2 separate regions of the Homo sapiens genome follow, and region 2 is linked to region 1. A link is an interaction called in ENCODE POLR2A ChIA-PET data of the cell type or tissue named here. Cell type or tissue: PC-3. All regions are shown on one strand. Links, peaks and the distances in the headings refer to the core of each region. The heading gives the core; the rest is flanking DNA. Region 1 overlaps MIR924HG (MIR924 host gene). Region 2 has its middle 680 kb from the start of MIR924.

Region 1 (2,922 bases), core at 215-2,714:
AAGCATTGATCTATACTACCATGTCACAGTTCTATATGTACAGAATAATGACCTAATCTGCTAGTTAAGCCACACACTTTTGAGAGACTGGAGGTAGCTATTAATGACAATAGGCATTAGCCATTCCAGACACCTCAGTGTAAGGGTCACTCTACTTAGGTGGCATTATATGCTCTCCATGCTGGTGCCTAGCTAGCTTTTTAACCTCATTCTCTTGTCCTTAGCAGCCCGTTTTTAATCTCCTGCTACTCATAGGCTTTTGGACACAGCACATACTTTTTATTCTCTGTGCCTTTGTATTTGCTTACGCCTAAAACATTTCCACTCCCATCAGGAACTTTAACAAGTTCTCCAGTGAAAGGTAGAAACCTTTCAGTGAACAGTCATACCACTTCCCCAAGGCAAACTCTGTTCCATCCTATATTACAGCCAACTATAATCTAGGCTTCCTCCTTCCTTTACATTGTGAAATGCATGTGTTTTGGGATAATTTTTTACTGTATTGAATTGCTAAGCATTAAGCTATATCATATCCAAACTAAAAGTTATGTATTTCTCCCATATTCAATACGTGCAGATATGTATTGAAATGTTAGAGCAGAAGTCATTTTTACTCTAACATAATTATTTAACAATGGTTTTATGGATCAATTATCAGCCTTTCCTAGTACTAGATGTCAAGGGAGATTTGAATGAAGATGTTTAAATCTTCGAAAGGGGTAGAGACACACACATGTGCTATGTTGAGTTTATGCAAGTGTTCAAAGCAACAAATAAGGTTAATACAAATATACTGACATTATGACAATTTGAATAAAAATCTAGACAAATATATTGGTATTATCATAGTTTTGATTTATAGGAAAGGTAAGAAGAGAAAGAGCAAATGAGAAGGGATGGACTAGAACATTTAGAAGTGTGACAAGAAGGAGAGGATGGACTTCTATTAGACAGCAGTGACATTTCCTACCTCTCCTTCATTATCTTAATTATAGTACCTTTCATAAAGACGGTTGCTTATTTTCAAGTTGGAAAAGAGGAATATTGGACTAAACAATACCCTATACTCAACCTGAACTATAAGAAAACTGAAGAATGAGAATATTTATTGCGGTCTACTTTTCCATTTTCCCACAAAGCTTTGGACAACCACTCTGTTTAGTTCACAGACGGATCACAAGTTTATCTTTACAATGTTGGGTCTATCTCTGAACCCCTGGATGTTGAAAAAGAACCCACCTTTGAAAAAGAATAATGAGAATGGGAAGATCTGAGCTGCTGGAGTGCCCAATGGCAATGATGGGAGAGGATACAGGCAAGTGATAGAATCCAGAAAAAGGACAGAAAAGAAAGACTTACATAATTAAGTTGGTTTGAAGGCGCAAAGATACTGTGGTGGTTGAGAGCCTAGATATCTGATGGAAATAAATACAAACATGGACAAAGTAAGCAGAGATGCAGGAAGCTAAAGAAATGAAGTTTACATTTTAAAAACAATATGAGAAGTTTAGTTTGAGGGAAAGAATGACCTGACTATTAGAAAGAAAGGTGAGTTTCCTTATCAGAAACATTCAGGATTAAGTGCAAAAAAGAAAAAGCTATGAGAAATATTTGTTATAGGAGTTTTTCTATAAGGGACATTGAGCAACATTGTTAATAATATATTTACCAGCTTTATTTATAGACAAAAAAGTATAAAATTAACACATGATCTGTGATTATCTTGATTGTCAGATAAAGTCAAGAGTTAAATTTCAAAGTTTCAATCTATACAGACAAATATATAGGGAATATAAACAACTTTAGTTACAAGAAAAACTATTATAGTTATTCAAATTCTCATGCACCTTTTATCCAGTCATCTGGATTCTGCTTTTAATTCAGTATTAGGCCCTCCTAGACCTGGATCCACAGTTTAATGGGGAAGCCTGGGACTCATAGTCCACAAAGTTTTTCAAATTCTGAAAGCTTGAATCCTCTGCTTGTTTCTCTTATCACTCATGGCTGCCTGTCTTAGGAAGTTAGTCAATTTCTCTATTGAAATTAGTAGTTATTTTATAATATGGTAACTATAATTAAGAATTATAAGATAACTCACATATATATCTTCAGGTGAAGACATATATCTCTCTAACCCCAAATGTGTGTCCAATAGTCTTCTCACCTGCCATCTCCTCCTAAATATTTCAAAGACATTTTAAACTCAATATGGTTAAAACTAAATTAGATAAAAATCATATGATTTCTTACCTCTCCAAATTTATGTAATCTTGAAACTAGGAGTAACTCTGACACTAAAGAGGTATGTTTGATACCCATATCATTAAATATTCTTTTATCCCCCTTATTTCTCTTCATACACCTACCACTTTTGTCCAGATCTTTTTTTTTTTTTTTTGGTCTAAGACTTTTATATTAGCCACTTTACTGTTCTACCTGTGTTTTTCTCTTTTCCACCTTGACTTCTCCATATACTAGACAATCGTATTTTCAAAAGGAAAATTTGTATCATATTCTCTTTATGTTTAAAATCACTCTAATCTCATTGTTTTTAAACTCTATGTGGCATCTTGCAACTTGGCCTTCAAGGCCTGGTATGACGGTATCAACTTTAGGAGTTCCTCTTCAGCTTTATTGAACAGTTGAATCTATCCCACTTTTTCTGTTTCGGAGTCTGTAGTCTTCTCCTGCTCCTTTAAAGCTCCATGCCTAAACCTCCCTTGTATCTCAATGTTGGCACATCTTATACCACCAACATGAAATGTTTTTCTCTGTCATCAGTCATTATCTTCATAACTGTTCAATTGCCATTTCTTCGGAAAAGTGTCTCTAACTTTCCTGATTGCGATCAGACAAATACTCCTACAACTCATGAAATCAAGCACTTCAACTTTAGAGTATTATCAATGTTACAGTTTTACA
Region 2 (2,922 bases), core at 285-2,784, 280 kb after region 1:
CAGGCTGAACGCAGAAGTAAAGTAATTCCTGGCTGGCTGTAGCTAGGCATTTGTCTTATTTGGGTCTGGTCTGGTCTGATCAAAAGCTCCTAATTTTATAACCAATTGGCTGTTTGAATGTTTGTTATTGGTGGAAGCTCTTTTGTTTTGTTTTGAAGTTCTTTTGTTTTATTTCTGTAAGTCAATTACAGGAAATGACTCCAAGTTAAGTTTCAGTTTGCTTAACTAAGAGCTTCTGGTACAAACTATCTCTGTCTAATGGCCCCTTATTTGCTTTAAAAGAATGATGTTACATGTTACAAAAGGATCCACCAGGAGCCTTTCTGTTATAATCACGTGCATTGGGGTTGATTGAAGAAGTCCAAGAAAAGAATGCCTAAGAAGACAAATCTTTTGTGAACTTCACTTACACAAGGTTAACAAAATGCAGACCCTTTTCCACTATATTAGCAGTTTGCCTCCCTCACCCCTGCTGAGTCCTAGCAAAATGACACAATGATTGAGATTATTGCCAAGCCAAAGCGTGAGCTGTGAAGGAAAATCTCCAGCCTCTGCCTAGAAATGAAGCACAGTTCGAATGTCCTTCTCTAACTCTAAACTGCAGCTAATTGCACTGTAGAGCAGTGGCTTTCAGCGCACAGTCCCAGGACAGGCAGCATCACTGTCAGTTGCGTCACCTGAATACATCACCTGAAATTCTCAGACCCTAACCCCAAACTACTGAATCAGAATCTCTAGGGTTGGGCCCAACAACTTGAGCTTTAACAATCTCCCCTAGAAGATTCTGAGATGAGAAGTCTTCCTATTGAAGGTTTTTCTCAATTGAAGGATTCATGGTCTCACGGGCTTCAAGGAATGAAGCCCTGGACCACAGCGGCTAATGTTATAGCTCGATTAGAGAAACGCGCAGACCCAAAGAGTGTGCTGCGGCAAGATTTATTAAAGCGAAAGTGAAAGTAAAGCAAAAGCGAAAGTAAAGCAAAAGCGGAAGTAAAGCAAAAGCGAAAGTAAAGCAAAAGAGAAAGTAAAGCTTCCATGGGGATCCGGAATGGCTGCCGTTTCTGGCTTGGGTGTCTTAGGCTTATGTCCCCTTATGACTCCTCCCCTTTTCCTTTTCCTGTCCTGTAGGATTAGCTTATTTTCTATCCGCTTGTGGGTTGGTGGGCCTGCTTGGTTAAAAACATCAGGCTGCAGCTAGAGCTTAAACTCCCTATATGATTGGTTGAAGTTTCAATGCCTTAGTTTGCAGCTGTGACTCATTTTGGCTTAGAAGAAAGTCCCCTTTGATTGCTTGAAATTTCAATCCCTTAGCTTGCAGCTATGACTCATTTTGGTTTAGGGGAAAGTCCCCTTTCATTGGTTGAAGTTTTAATCCCTTCGCTTGCAGCTATGACTCATTTTGGCTTAGGGGAAAGTCCCTGTTGATTGGGTGAAGTTTCAATCCCGTACCTTGCAGCTATGACTCATTTTGGCTTAGGGGAAAGTCCCCCTGGGGAAGTCCCTGTTGACCCAGGAAGTCCAGCCAACTTAGCCACTTAGTCCCTCAATTCTGATATATGTCAAAGGTTGATCCTACTTTTCTAGACTCTAGAATCTAGAATATTGTTATTTTTTCAACAAGGTCCTGAAATACAAGTCAACTAAAGAAATTTGAATATTAGCAAGAAAAGAGCAGGATTAAATGGATGTTCTAAACTTGTTGAATGAGTGTGCTTCTTATCACACAGGGCATCTGCAAAAGTTTGTTCTCTTTGCTGATTTAAGAAAATCATTCAAATAATTCTGAATTTCATCACTTCTGTTTGCACACATTTGGCTTTACTGCACACCAGTAGCTCAGATTTTCCAGGATGGGAAGATGAAAGATTGGAGACTTAGCCTCAAGAAACTCTTAGTTTGATGTTGAGAGGCAGATGCTGAAGAGAGGAGGCAAAAGACCTAGACAATAATAATTAAATTACAGCAAAATGCCAGCAATAATGGAAATGCCATTAAGGGAGGAGGTGAGAAAAATAAAGTGGCTAATCCTGTTGAGAAGCAGTTCACAGAGGCTTCTCAGAAGAGTTGGCACCTGGTCAGTAAAGAATAATAAGTAGAAGTAAAGTCAACAACATTGGGGGTGGGGGGTGGGGGTTCATTTCAGAAACACGGTAGGCAAAGGAATAAAATTTTAAAACTGGCATTTGAGAGGTAGAGGAAGTAATGTTTCCAGAGAGGAGGCCACAGACTTTTATGGGCTCAAATAACAAAGGCTTTTCCCACCACGCTTATAAGGTTATGCTGAACATGGTAAAAATGCTTCCTTCCTGGACAGGATACTCTGCTGTTCTTATTCCCCTCCTGGGCATATGTCCTAACTAATTTATTCAACACTACCCTTATTGGAGGTTAGTTGTGCATTGAAAGGTGACAGGTTGTTGACCCTGAGGATCCTTAGCAATTAGCAGAAACTCAGTAATCTCAATTCCTCTTGAGTGTCTCTTGATTTCACAGACCAGGAAAGGGCTGAACTCTATTTTCTATATTTCCATAAATGCTTTCTACAGGGCTCTCTTCCAGGTGGTATTGTGGATGGAGTCTGAAGGAGAAGACAAGTTCCAGATAAACCTGACCTTACCTTTTTAGAAAGAGATGGGTGAAAAGAGATGGGGGCACAGAGGTGACTATCCAGACCAGCCCTATGCACTAATAAAAAAATTTTCAAGTAGCTCGGTTTATTCTTCTCTTATTGTTCTTGTAGGGAAGGCATTTAAAATTTTATCTTTGCCATTATCTCACATCTTAACCTTCAGGAAAGGTAACAAGAGTTTTTCACAAATTTGATTCCTTTGAACTACCAAGGCAGACAAAAAAGTAATGATGTGAAATACATATGGTGTCAATGAGAATTGATGGAATATAAATGGCTGAGGATAAGCATGA

What was found. Peaks named below come from ENCODE experiments on the same cell type or tissue, not always from the same donor. Only the 100,000 strongest peaks of a DNase experiment are listed, where the experiment ranks them.
Region 2: POLR2A ChIA-PET joins it to region 1 with 5 read pairs; 2 of 35 experiments call an interaction of 5 or more read pairs at or near these places.

The regions. Positions count from the first base shown.
Region 1 is chr18:39,219,404-39,222,325 of GRCh38, reverse strand. The region is part of intron 3 of MIR924HG (MIR924 host gene); the gene reads left to right. Among named protein-coding and RNA genes, the nearest start is that of MIR924, 400 kb to the left of the region's middle. In PC-3, for the core only: no CTCF peak of the experiment used is centred there; no DNase peak of the experiment used is centred there.
Region 2 is chr18:38,939,491-38,942,412 of GRCh38, reverse strand. No RefSeq gene overlaps it. Among named protein-coding and RNA genes, the nearest start is that of MIR924, 680 kb to the left of the region's middle. RefSeq lists enhancers at 925-1,114, 1,165-1,574, 825-2,024. In PC-3, for the core only: no CTCF peak of the experiment used is centred there; a DNase peak (open chromatin) is centred at 1,392; H3K27ac peaks cover 1,850 bases.